Linked DNA regions of Homo sapiens: region 1 is linked to region 2. The links are chromatin contacts, found by Hi-C or POLR2A ChIA-PET in ENCODE. All regions are on one chromosome and are shown on one strand. Each heading gives the region's core, a stretch centred on a gene start or an enhancer-like site at or near the end of the contact. The rest is flanking DNA. Distances are from core to core; before and after follow the strand shown. Region 1 has its middle 45 kb from the start of IDH2. Region 2 overlaps ZNF710 (zinc finger protein 710).

Region 1 (6,470 bases), core at 726-3,225, 78 kb before region 2:
TGTCTGAGCCCAGGAGCTTAAGGCTTCCATGAGCTGTGACTGTGCCACTGCACTCCAGTCTGGGTGGCAGAGTAGGTCTTGTCTCAAAACAAAAATAATCAAAATAAATAAATATAAATAAAAACAAAAAAACAAGATTTTTGCAGAGATTCTTGTCTTAGTTTTTCCATTTCTGATGTTCCCATATTTTCTACAGGGAGCATATGTTGCTTTTGTAATCACAGAAGTGTAAGATAGTGGTATGGACTGAATTATGTTCACCAAGAAGTTCTAGCTTCATATGTATTTGTAGGTAAAGTCTTTAAAGAGGTAATTAAGTTAAAATGAGGTCCTTAGGGTGGGCCCTAATCCAGTAGGATGGCTGTCCTTATAAGAAGAGAAGATTAGGCAGGGCCAGGCACGGTGGCTCATGCCTGTAATCCCAGGACTTTGGGAGGCTGAGGCGGGCGGATCACTTGAGATCAGGAGTTGAGACCAGACTGACCACCTGGTGAAACCCCGTCTCTATTAAAAATTCAAAATTAGCCGGGTGTAGTGGTGCATGCCTGTAATCCCAGCTACTTGGGAGACTAAGGGAGGAGAATCGCTTGAACCCGGGAGGCAGAGGTTGCAGTGCGCCGAGATCACGCCATTACACTCCAGCCTGGGCAACAAGAGCAAAACTCTGCCTCAAAAAAATAAAAGGGAAGAGAAGATTAGGACACAGACATGCAAGAGGGAAAAATGTGAGGACACAAGGAGAAAATGGCCATCTGCAAGCCAAAGAGAGACACCTCAGAATAAATCAGCTCTGCAGACACCTTGATTGTGAACTTCTGGACTCTAGAATTGTAAGAAGCTAAATGTCTACGGTTTAAGCCACCCAGTCTGTGGAACTTTTGTTATGGCAGCCTACCAAATTTGTTTGCAAATTACATTGCAAACAAATGCAATGGTCAGGAGTTTGGGACCAGCCTGGCCAACATGGTGAAACGCCCGCCTCGGCCTCCCAAAGTGCTGGGATTATAGGCACGAGCCACCGCGCCCGGCTGTCGGTCACTTTTTGGTGCGTGGCTAGAATTTGAGCTTCAGTCTGTGAGTCAGGGACCAAGCAGAGGATCCCACAAAGCAAAGAGTGAGGTGTCTCTCCTGCAAGCTGCCACCACCGCAGTCACACCAACAGGCTCAGAAAGCCCTGAGAGCAGTTCTCAGTGAGGAGTGGTGCCCAATAGAAAGCCTATATCCCCTGTTGGTGACAGTGGGGAAGAGAAAGGCCGGAGTCAGGGAAGTGGTGGCTCTTGGCCAGAAGAATATTCCAAAGAGCAGACGGCAGAACGTTCCATTTGGTGGCCCCTTGGGGCCCACCATATACCCAGGTGTTCTGACCCTGTTGTGGGTTCCAGACCCCTTTGGAAATCCAATGAGAATAAGGAACCACCCCCTAGAAAGACACAAACACACACACACACACACACACACACACATAGATTTGGACACTAATTCAGGGAGTTTGTGTCCTCCTTGAGCCAACATTCAGGTTCTCTAATTTCAAACCTCTGCTCTACTGAGAACCATAAAAAAGCAGTTTATGGAACTGTTCGACCTGGCTCCTGCCAGTGCAAAAACTGTTCACTGAGCAGAAGACGAGATGGGACTGAAAGGTAAACAGTCAGATGTAAACAAAGAGAAAGCCAGGAACCTTTACACAAACATTCCCGCAAAGCAGGAGGCTGCAGGCTCCATGTGGCTCTGAACACAGCTTTTCTGATAGCAGAGACTGAATTGGGCACAGAACATCTGCTTTGCGTAATGTGCTCTTTGCAGAGGCAGGCAACAGAACCTGTGGCCCCAGAAATGTTTCCCCTTGAGCTGAAGCTTATCAGAGAACAGAAAGATAGGTGGAACCACGTTCCAGTGTAGATGAAACTGACCAATATGATAAGAAAATGAAACTGTGAACATGTATGAGTAAGCCCCAGGGTTTTGTGTGGCCATCTTCAGGGACTCTTGTAGGCAGTGACGACATGGTAGGCTTGGGAAGCTCTCTGGGCTCACTCCTACATTCTCTGAACACTAGACTGTAAGTAGTAGAGAAGTAAGGGCTCTTGCCTATATATTGGATTATTGTTTTCTTTCTTTCTTTCTTCCCTCCTTCCTTCCTTCCTTCCTCTCTCTCTCTTTCTTTCTTTCTTTCTTTTTGAGATAGAGTCTTGCTCTGTCACCCAGGCTGGAGTGCAGTGGCGCAATCTTGGCTTGCTGCAACCTCCGCCTCCAGGGTTCAAGCAGATTCTCCTGCTTCAGCCTCCCAAGTAGCTGAGACTACAGGCACGCACCACCACACCTGGCTAATTTTTGTATTTTTAGTAGAGATGGGGTTTCACCATGTTGGCCAGGCTGGTCTTGAACTCCTGACCTCAAGTGGTCTGCCTGCCTCGGCCTCCCAAAGTGCCGGGATTACAGGTGTGAGCCACTGCACCCAGCTGCAAGCAGCTTTTTGATGACCTCCTATGGGAGATGAGATTTGTGAAGCTGACAGCATAGCACAGTTGTTAGGACACCAGACTGTGGACCCTCAGTTGGCTGACCTTGGTGGCTCAGATTCCAGCTCAGCCCTTTTCTTTCTGGGTAGCAATGGGCAAAGTGCTGAAGCACTTTCTGTGTAAATTTTCTCATCTGTAAAATGAGGATAACAAAAGCACAGTTGTGAGGACTAACACAGCTAAAGCACTTAGACAGCTGCATCTAATAGTGTAGCCATCAGCCACAGTACCTACTGAGCACTTGAAATGTGGCTTGTCTATCCCAGCTACTTGGGAGGCTGAGGCAAGGAGAATTGCTTGAACCTGGGAGGCGGAGGTTGCAGTGAGCTGAGATCGTAACAATGCGAGACTCCATCTCAAAAAAAAAAAAGAAAAAGTAAAACAAAAAGAAAACGTGGTTTGTCTAAACTGAGATGTACCCTGCGTGGTGCTCGCGCCTGTAATCCCAACACTTTGGGAGGCTGAGTCGGGAGGCCAGGCACAGTGGCTCACACCTGTAATCCCAACAGTTTGAGAAGCTGAGGCGGGAGGATCGCTTGAGCCCAGGAGTTTGTGACCAGCCTGGACAACATGGTGAGACCCTGTCTCTACAAAAAAAAAAAAAAAAATTTAAAAATTAGCCTGGTGTGGTGGCATGTGCCTGTAGTCTCAGCTACTCGGGAGGCTGAGGAAGGAGGACTGCTTGAGTTTAGAAGGTCAAAGCTGCAGTGAGCCATGATTGTGCCACTGCACTCCAGCCAGGGTGACAGAGTGAGACCCTGTCTCAAAAAAACAAAACAAACAAAAAAACCCTGAAATGTGATGTATGCATAAATTCACATCGGATTTTGAAGACTTCATACAAAAAAGGCCAGGTGCAATAGCTCATACCTGTAATCCCAGCACTTTGGGAGGCTGAGGTGGGTGGATTGTTTGAGTCCAGGAGTTTGAGACCAGCCTGGGCAACATCGTGAAACCCCATCTTTACAAAAAATACAAAACATTATCAGGGCCTGGTGGTACGCGCCTATAGTCCCAACTACTCGGGAGGCTGAGGTGGAAGGATCACCTGAGCCTAGGGGAGGTCAAGGATGTAGTGAGTTGTGATCGTGCCACACTCCAGTCTAGGCAACAGAGTGAGACCCTGTCTCAAAAAAAAGTAAAATAACTCCCTAATTATTGATTATATTGGGTTACATAGAATATATTGTAATACATAGAATATATTATTTGTTTGTTTGTTTTTGAGATGGAGTCTCACTCTGTTGCCCAGGCTGGAGTGTAGTGGCACCATCTCGGCTCACTGCAACCTCCACCTCCAGGCTGGAGTGTAGTGGCACCATCTCGGCTCACTGCAACCTCCACCTCCAGGCTTCAACCGGTTCTTCTGCCTCAGCCTCCTGAGTAGCTGGGATTACAGGCGTATGCCATCACGCCTGGCTAATTTTTGTATTTTTGGTAGAGACGGGCTTTCCCCATATTGGCCAGGCTGGTCTTGAACTTCTGACCTCAAGTGATCTGCCTGCCTCAGCCTCCCAAACTGCTGGGAGGACAGGAGTGAGCCACCACACTCAGTCTAAATAGAATATATTATTACAATTAATTTCACCAGTGGGTTTTTTGTTTTTACTTTTAAAAATGCAGCTACTAGAGTTTTTAAAACTACGCTCTTTTCTGCCATGGTGAAAAGTAAATTAATAAATTAAAAAACAACTACTAGGCCAGGCGCAGTGGCTCACGCCTGTAATCCTAGCACTTTGGGAGGCCGAGGCGGGCGGATCACCTGAGGTCTGGAGTTTGAGACCAGCCTGACCAACATGGAGAAACCCCATCTCCACTAAAAATACAAAATTAGCCGGGCATGGTGGCACATGCCTGTAATCCCAGCTACTCGGGAGGCTGAGGCAGGAGAGTCACTTGAACCCGGGAGGCGGAGGTTGCGGTGAGCCAAGATCACACTATTGCACTCCAGCCTGGGCAACAAGAGTGAAACTCCATCTCAAAAAAAACCCAAAAACAAACATTAACAACAACAACAAAACTACCTATGTGGCTTGCATTATGTGTTTATTGGACAGCAGCTGCTTAGAACAAGCCTGGTGTGGAGTAAGTCAGTGTAATTGTTAGCTGCTGTCAGTGTTCAGTGCCTGACACGTGGTAAGGGCTTATTGAAGAGCAGTTTTTTGGTTTTTGTTTTGTTTTGAAATGGAGTCTAGTTCTTTCACCCAGGCTGGAGTGCGGTGGTGCGATCTCAGCTCACTGCAACCTCCGCCTCCCAGGTTCAAGTGATTCTCATGCCTCAGCCTCCTGAGTAGCTGGGATTACAGGTGCTCCCCACCATGCCTGGCTAATTTTTGTATTTTTAGTAGAGACCGGGTTTCACCATGTTGGCCAGGCTGGTCTCAAACTACTGAACTCAGGCAATCTGCCTGCCTTAAACTCCCAAAGTGCTAGGATTATGAGCATGAGCAACCATGCCTGGCCTGTTTTTTTTTTTTTTCTTTTTTTGTGACAGGGTCTCACTTTGTCGTCCAGGCTGAATGAGTGTAGTGGTGTGATGTCAGCTCACTGCAGCCTAGATGTTCTGGGCTCACACAGTCCTCTCACCTCAGCCTTCTGAATAGCTCTGACTATAGGCATACACCACCATGTCCTGCTAAGTTTTCTACTTTTTTAGAGACGGGGTCTTGCTATGTTGCCCAGGCTGGTCGCAAACTCCTAGGCTCAAGCGATCCTCCTGCCTCAACTTCCCAAAGTGTTGGGATTACAGGTGGAGAGCCACTGTGCCTGGCCTTGAATGGCAGTTTTGAAGACTTCTCTCCATCCCCTCTCTTGCCTCTCTGCCTTGGCAATCCAACCTGGAAAGCATTGTCTGTTTCCTTCCCAGCTTGTCCTATTCACCGGCAGTGAGAGCCCTGTCTTTCCTTTGATCCTCCCAACTCCCAGTGCCTCTCCAGGGGTGCTGAGCCCCCCAGTGGATTTCCATGCTGGTGGGACTTTCTGGGTGTCCAGTTTCCCATCACCTCCCCTCTCCCACCAGCTCTGGGCCCGAGTACCTCTGCGTTCCCCCGGAGTCCACCCACCTGGGGTGTTGTGATCACTCTTTGCCATCGTCACTCTCGGGTTTTCTCCTTAGGCCCTGCTCTTCTGAGGCTTGATCTGTGATGCCGGGAGAGGTGGGACGCTGCCAGAAGGGGCTACTGGCAGGCTGCCAAGAGGCTGCCCACAGAGGCCTTTGCCCTGACAAATTCACCCCTGGGGCCCTGGGTCTGCCCTCCGCCTGGCAGCTGGTGGAGAGGAGAGCCAGGTCCCAGCTGTGGACTCAGACTAATCAATTGCTCAGGAGGCCAATATATACACCAGGTGGTAAGTTTCCAATGCATTTAGCAGGGTGAGACCGGTTTTTGTTTAGGAAAATATCTTGATAGCCACTTTTGTTGAGGAAGGGGAGGTGCTAAGGACATAGTTGAAGGAAGATGTTTAAACACAGGAGGAATCAAACGGCTTTACAGAGAACGTTAACCGGAACTTGGGGGCGAGGGACCCCAAAAGAGAAGAAGAAATGGAAAGATGGTCATAGAAATGAAGGGTGAAGGAGGGAGGAGGGAGGGAGAAAACAAAATGGCAAGGGCAGAGCCTGGGAGGTATGTGTCCACTGAGAATTTCACAGTGGCGGGGAGACCAAAGGGCTTTTTTTTTTTTTTTGAGACTCTTGTTGCCCAGGCTGGAGTGCAATGGCGTGATCTCAGCTCACTGCAACCTCCGCCTCTGGGTTCAAGTGATTCTCCTACCTCAGCCTCCCGAGTAGCTCGGATTACGGGCATGTGCTGCCACACCCAGCTAATTTTGTATTTTTAGTAAGATGGAGTTTCTCGATGTTGGTCATGTTGGTCTTGAACTCCCAACCTCAGGTGATCCGCCCGCCTCAGCCTCCCAAAGTGTTGGGATCACAGGAGTGAGCCACTGCACCCA
Region 2 (6,131 bases), core at 248-2,747:
AATGTCTCTTTTTGAGGGTATTCCAAAATAGGTAACACTTGTTTAAAACCACCGAAGAATGTGGGGGCAGAGCCACTTACTCCAGGAAGCCTTTCAGTAATAGAAATAGGCTGTGCTTTACTGTAACGATCCAGATACCTGCTGTCTCCTGCCCCCAGGGTGGATGTGTACATAAGGTCTGTACTAGTGCACTAAGGCAAATGTGTGCTCATTCATTCATTCATTCAACAACCATTTACCGGGCACCTGCTCCAAGCCAGTACCACACTAGGCGGCAGGGGTCTGTCGCCAAGAAGACACAGGGTCTGCCCGCTGTCTGTGGACTATTTCATCAGATCAAGGACACGTGTATGTGTTTTTATCCTCCATGCTGTCTCTTGGTGGCCTTTTTGGTTCAGACCCTTTTGATAATATGATTGAAGCTATGGACACCCCCCCAAAAATGGCACTTAGGTCTATGTAGAATTTCGAAGGGTCTCAAACTCCCAGAGCCTATCCACTCATCTCTTGAAAGTGTTTTCCTAATTTCCCTGGTGATAACAGCCACCTGTAGTTCTCATCCAACATACAGCCTTGCAGGCCGCTCCCTGGAGGGTCTAATTCATGGGGCCTGGGATGGGCCCAGGAATTTTTATTCTCAACAGGGCCCCCAGATGATTCTTATCATTGATGGACTTTGGGCTATTCACCCCCAGGAGACATGGATTCCAGGAGAAAACCCACTGGTTTGGACTGTGAACTTTCTTTTCTACGGTTTGGAGGTCACTCCCAGAGCAGGACAGGGTGTTGTGTGCAAAGGGGTCCAATTTATTATCCATGGAGGAAAATTAGGATAAAAGCTGGGAGCTGGGCTGGGCACGGTGGCTCACACCTGTAATCCCAGCATTTTGGGAGGCTGAGGCAAGAGGATCACCTGAGGCCAGGAACTCAAGACTAGTGTGGACAACATAGCAAGACCCTATCTCTAAAATTTGAAAAAGGCCGGGCACGGTGGCTCATGCCTGTAATCCCAGCACTTTGGGAGGCTAAGGTGGGCAGATCACAAGGTCAGGAGTTCGAGACCAGGCTGGCCAACATGGTGAAACCCTATCTCTACTAAAAATACAATAATTAGCTGAGCGTGGTATGCGCCTGTAATCCCAGCTACTCAGGAGGCTGAGGCAGTAGAATTGCTTAAACCCAGGAGGCGGAGGTTGCAGTGAGCTGAGATCACACCACTGCACTCCAGCTTGGGTGACAGAGTAAGCCTCCGTCTCAAAAAAAAAAAAAAAAAGAGTAAAAATAAATAAATAAAAGAAATTTTTTTTAAGTTGGGAGCTGTTTTCTTTTTGATGAGTTAGTAATTTAGTAGGAACCCAGTGGGACATGTGTCTGTGGTCACAGCTGCTGTCTTAACTGCTTGTTTGGTATAAAAACTTTGTATTATAACTTAATGGTTCCCGTGTCTATGTCTCTTAGCAGCAGGGACTGTGTCTTGTGCTGTATACCCCCTCCTGACACATCGCAGATGTGTATGACCACCAGGGGGCCCTGCCATTCAGGAGTTTCTTTTATAAACACATGATGTGCACATTGTACAAATTTAGGCTGATAATAGGGACATTTCCAGTTTTATTAGCCTTTGGTTTTTGCTTTCAGCTTTTCTTCACAGTATTAACACTCTGTGGACTTGGGATTTTTTTTTTTTTTTTAAGACAGAGTCTTGCTTTTGTTGCCCAGGCTAGAGTACAGCGGCACGGTCTTGGCTCACTGCAACCTCTGCCTCCCGGGTTCAAGCAATTCTCCTGCCTCAGCCTCCCGAGTAGCTGGGACTACAGGCGCCCACCACCACGCCCAACTAATTTTTGTATTTTTAGTAGAGACGGGGCTTCACCATGTTGGCCAGGTTGGCCTCGAACTCCTGACCTTGTGATCTGCCCGCCTCGGCCTCCTAAAGTGCTGGGATTACAGGCGTGAGCCACTGTGCCAGGCCCTGGACTTGGGATTTTTAAGTCCCCCAGTAGAGGAGAAAGATGGCAAATATATAGCATATATGCTGTCACCCTGCACAATCACTCCTTGCAGACATTAACAATCCATCATAGGGTTTTATTGCCAAGCCTAGATTCAGTTTCAGAATCCTTTTCTCTTTTTGGAGACAGAGTCTTGCTCTGTTGCCCAGACTGGAGTGCAGTGGCGCAATCACAGCTCACTGCAGCCTTGACCTCCTGGGCTCAAGCAATCCTCCTGCTTCAGTCTCATGTGTAGCTGGACCACAGGTGTGTGCCACCATGCCTGGCTAATTTTTTGATTTTTTTCTTTTTTTTGAGATAGAGTCTTGCTCTGTCACCTGGGCTGGAGCACAGTGGTGTGATCTCGGCTCACTGGAATCTCTGCCTCCTGGGTTCAAGCTGGGACTACAGGTGCACACCACCACACTCAGCTATTTTTAAAAAATATTTTTAGTAGAGCCAGGGTTTCACTATGTTAGCCAGGCTGGTCTCAAACTCCTGGGCTCAAGTGATTCTCCTGCCTCAGCCTCCCAAAGTGTTGGGATTACTGTTAGCCATTGCATCCAGCCCAGAATTCTTCCTTTTTTTTTTTCTTAAAAAAAAAAAAATGTCTTGCTATGTTGCCCAGGCTAGAGTGCAGTGGCTATTAATAGGAGCAATCATAGCCTCAAACTCCTGGGTTCAAGCAAACTTCCCACCTCAGCCTCCTGAGTAACTGGGACTACAGGTGTGCAGCACCATGCCTGGCTAGACTCTTTCTTGACATTACATTTTAGGCAGCTACTAGCAGTTGACTGCAGGAGCCTCTGCAATGAAACCTACAAATTGCTGGTTTCTAGGCCTGGCAGGGTATTAACAGCTCCCCAACTCCCTATAGTGTCTACCGTGAGAGACAGGGTCACAAGTTTGACCTGGAGTATCACTCATAGGCCACCGTTATGGGGAGAGGAAGCTCTATGTACATTCAGCTTTGAAGGGTAAAGTTGGTGGGATTTCGGTGGAAACCATGGGGCAGCCAAGTACCAGAGTGGGATTGTGGGACCCAAGGGGCCTCATTCCACCTACCCGGATATGAGGGCCTCTCAGAGGAGGTGATATTGGCTGAAAAGCGGGGAGGCTGGTGGCTGAAGGCGGGGAATGGAGGGCAGGGGAGTACGGGTCAAGGCTGGGTTTAGGGACATGGTAGATTAGAAAGTGCTGCTCAATTTCTGCCTTCCCGAGCCACTGTGCCTAGTTTAGCCATATTCTAGAACTACCTGTACTTTTCCATAACAAATATTTTTCCTTACATCTTCTCTGCTTTGAAAATTAAATATATTTAGCCTGTTCTTAAAGGGAAGTCACAGGTTTTGATTTGCTTTTGTAATGACAAGGAACAAAGGACACCCTCTGTACTTCTGACCACTGAGCCAGGACGCCTCCCTGTTGCATCCTGGCCTCTCTCTGGCCTCTGTCCTCCCATCTAGAAAATAGGGAGGGTAAGATACTTCAGTGATCCTCAAACTGTGTTCCTTGGGTCTTGCAGGGGTTATAAAAATGATTTTTTTTTTTTGGAGACAGGGTCTCAGTCTGGTTGCCCAGGCTGAAGTGCAGTATCGTGATTTCAGCTCACTGCAACCTCAGCCTCTCAGGCTCAGGTGTTCCTCCCACCTTAGCCTTCCAAGTAGCTGGGACTATAGGTGTATGCCACCACACCCGGCTAATGTTTAAATTTTTTTTTTTTTTTTTTTTTTGAGATGGAGTTTTGCTCCTGTTGCCCAGGCTGGAGTGCAATGGTGTGGTCTCGGCTGACTGCAACCTCTGCCTCCCGGGTTGAAGCAATTCTCTTGCCTCAGCCTCCCAAGTAGCTGGGATTACAGGCATCCACCACCACACCCAGCTAATTTTTGTATTTTTAGTAGAGACAGGGTTTCACCACATTGGCAAGGCTGGTCTTGAACTCCTGACCTCAGGTGATCTGCCCGCCTTGGCCTCGCAAAGTGCTGGGATTACAGGCATGAGCCATCACGCCTAGCCATGTTTAAATTTTTTTGTAGCGATGGGGTCTCATTATTTTGCCCAGGCTGGTCTCAAACCCCAGGACTCAAGCAATCTGCCTGCCTTGGCCTCCCAAAGCGCTGGGATTACAGGCATGAGCCATTGTGCCTGGCCAAATACATGTTTTTGAATGCATAAAGCTTTACTACTTAAAAAACTAATTTCAATTAGTTTCTAATACTAATTGATTTCTAATACTCATCAAAATAAGTACGTAACGATAAAACTAGGAGACCACCTAAATGGTCCCATCTGGGACTTTGGAAAGTACTGGATGAAAAAGTGGCAGGAGGGGCAGGCAGATGCCCAGGCCCTGGGAACGGCCTTACCTTGTGGGTGAGGGAGTGCTGCTTGAGGTGGTGAATCTGGCTGAACTCCATGCCGCATTCAGTGCACACGAAGGGTCGCACGTTCTGGTGCTTGAGCATGTGGTTCTGCAACTGGCTGCGGTAGTGGAAGGACTTGTCACACTCGAGGCACTGGTAGAGGGTGGGGCCCTGGTGGGAGGCCAGGTGGCGCTTGAGCTGGGTCAGGGTGGAGAAGTCCAGGCCGCACTCGACGCAGACATGGCAGCGGCCACTCTCATGCTTCACTTCGTGGGCCTTGAGCTCGCTGGGGTAGGCGAAGCCGCGGCCGCAGAAGTGGCAGCTGTAGGGCTTGACCTCCGAGTGCAGCAGCATGTGGCGCTTGAGGTGGCTGGTCTGCGTGAAGGCCTTGTGGCATACCTGGCACTTGTGGGGCCGGGTGCCCTGGTGCGTCAGCAGGTGCGTCTGCAGGTGGCTGGGCTGCTTGAAGAGCTTGCTGCAGTGTGGGCACGAGTGTGGCTTGATGCCGTTGTGGCCCAGGATGTGCGTCACCAGGTTGTACTTGGACGTGTAGGACTTCTCGCACATGCGGCACTGCCAGCGCTTCTGGCGGTCGCCCGCCTCCACCAGATAGGAGTCGTCAATCTGCACGTTGATGTCCAGCCGATCCAGCTGGGCCTTCTTGTGGCGTTCCACGGTCGAACCCGCCGTGTCAGCCTCGAACTCACTGGCCTCCTGCCACACGAAGCCCTGTTCCGGCTTGACAGGCTCCGGGGACTCCATGCTGGGGGCCTCGGGGTCACTCAGGGGGGCCAGGTGGGGTGGCTCGAACCCACACTCTGTGGGCAAGGCCTCTGGCCCAGGCAGCGCCATGCTGGGCTCGGGGAAGCCATCCCGGGCCGGGGCCGGGAAGTGAGGGTCATATGGGGCCACGTTCAGCTCCGGCCTCGGGGTTCGGGGCAGATGCCGGAGCGTCCGGGGCTTGCGGCTGAAGGCGCTGAGGTCGATCATCTTGACGGCGCTGCTCTGCACCAGGGCGTCGCAGCCGCCACTGGCCGCCTCGGCGGGGGCTTCTGCTGGCCCTGCGTCCTTGTCGTCACCTGGCACAGAAACCTCATAGACCTCCTGTTCCTCCTCCTCCACCTTCTCGAACTTGACCTTGGGCACCAACCGCACAGGTGGCCGCGTCTTCCGCCGGGTGTGCTTCTCACAGGCTGCCTCCACCTCCAGCACCTCCTCCTCCGCCGGCTCCTCCAAGGCCCTCCCGTTGCAGGCCAGCTGGTAGACGTCGGGGCCTGGTGGCTCGGGCTCTCCCATGGCTGCCCCTGAAAGCTCGGGCCCCAGGTCCGGGTAGAAGGCCTCGGCGCTTATGGTAGCTCCAAAGAGCTCATTTTCGGAGACCAGGCCAAGCACGGCGGCCTGAGCCAAGGACAGCACCACCACGGCGTCCGTCTGTGTCCCTGAGTCCATGAAGCCCTCCATCCCGTGACGGCTAGCTAGGAGGGCATCGCTGTGGGTGGAGAAGGGAAGGTTAATATTGCTGGCTCACTCCTGCACAGACAGACAACAGACACAGCACAGACAAGGGCTTGGCTGATTTTGGGTGTGTCTGGCTCTGATGTCTTTTCTACTCCTGGCCTTGGGAACAGGGCACACTTGTTATTATAGGGAGCAGTGATTCCTGCTGTGTATCTGACCATCTCCTCCATCTCCCTGGGAGATCCTGGGGTAAGCTCTGCCCCCTTGCTGGCCTCAGTCTTCCCATCTGTACAACAGGGAGGTGGGATTTCCTCAATTG

Evidence for each region. A loop is a pair of places that touch in the nucleus more often than their neighbours do. ChIA-PET counts read pairs that join two places held with the same protein, here RNA polymerase II (POLR2A). Pooled maps may share reads with other maps.
Region 1: a pooled map shows a loop between it and region 2 (2.6-fold over the local background). The contact joins two enhancer-like sites. A Hi-C loop is called at or near these places in 6 of 50 pooled maps. POLR2A ChIA-PET finds 5 or more read pairs at or near these places in 5 of 52 experiments (Panc1, WTC11, activated CD8-positive, alpha-beta memory T cell and 1 more).

What each region holds. Positions count from the first base shown.
Region 1 is chr15:90,144,721-90,151,190 of GRCh38, reverse strand. No RefSeq gene overlaps it. Among named protein-coding and RNA genes, the nearest start is that of IDH2, 45 kb to the right of the region's middle. RefSeq lists an enhancer at 1,793-2,002. Within about 2 kb of position 1,975, at least 5 of the 41 ENCODE cell types and tissues checked have a DNase peak (open chromatin) inside an H3K27ac peak, as active enhancers do.
Region 2 is chr15:90,066,822-90,072,952 of GRCh38, reverse strand. ZNF710 (zinc finger protein 710) reads right to left here. Exons shown (of 5, transcript NM_198526.4): 2 at 4,358-5,843. The coding sequence starts at 5,815. Among named protein-coding and RNA genes, the nearest start is that of ZNF710-AS1, 12 kb to the left of the region's middle. Within about 2 kb of position 1,497, at least 11 of the 41 ENCODE cell types and tissues checked have a DNase peak (open chromatin) inside an H3K27ac peak, as active enhancers do.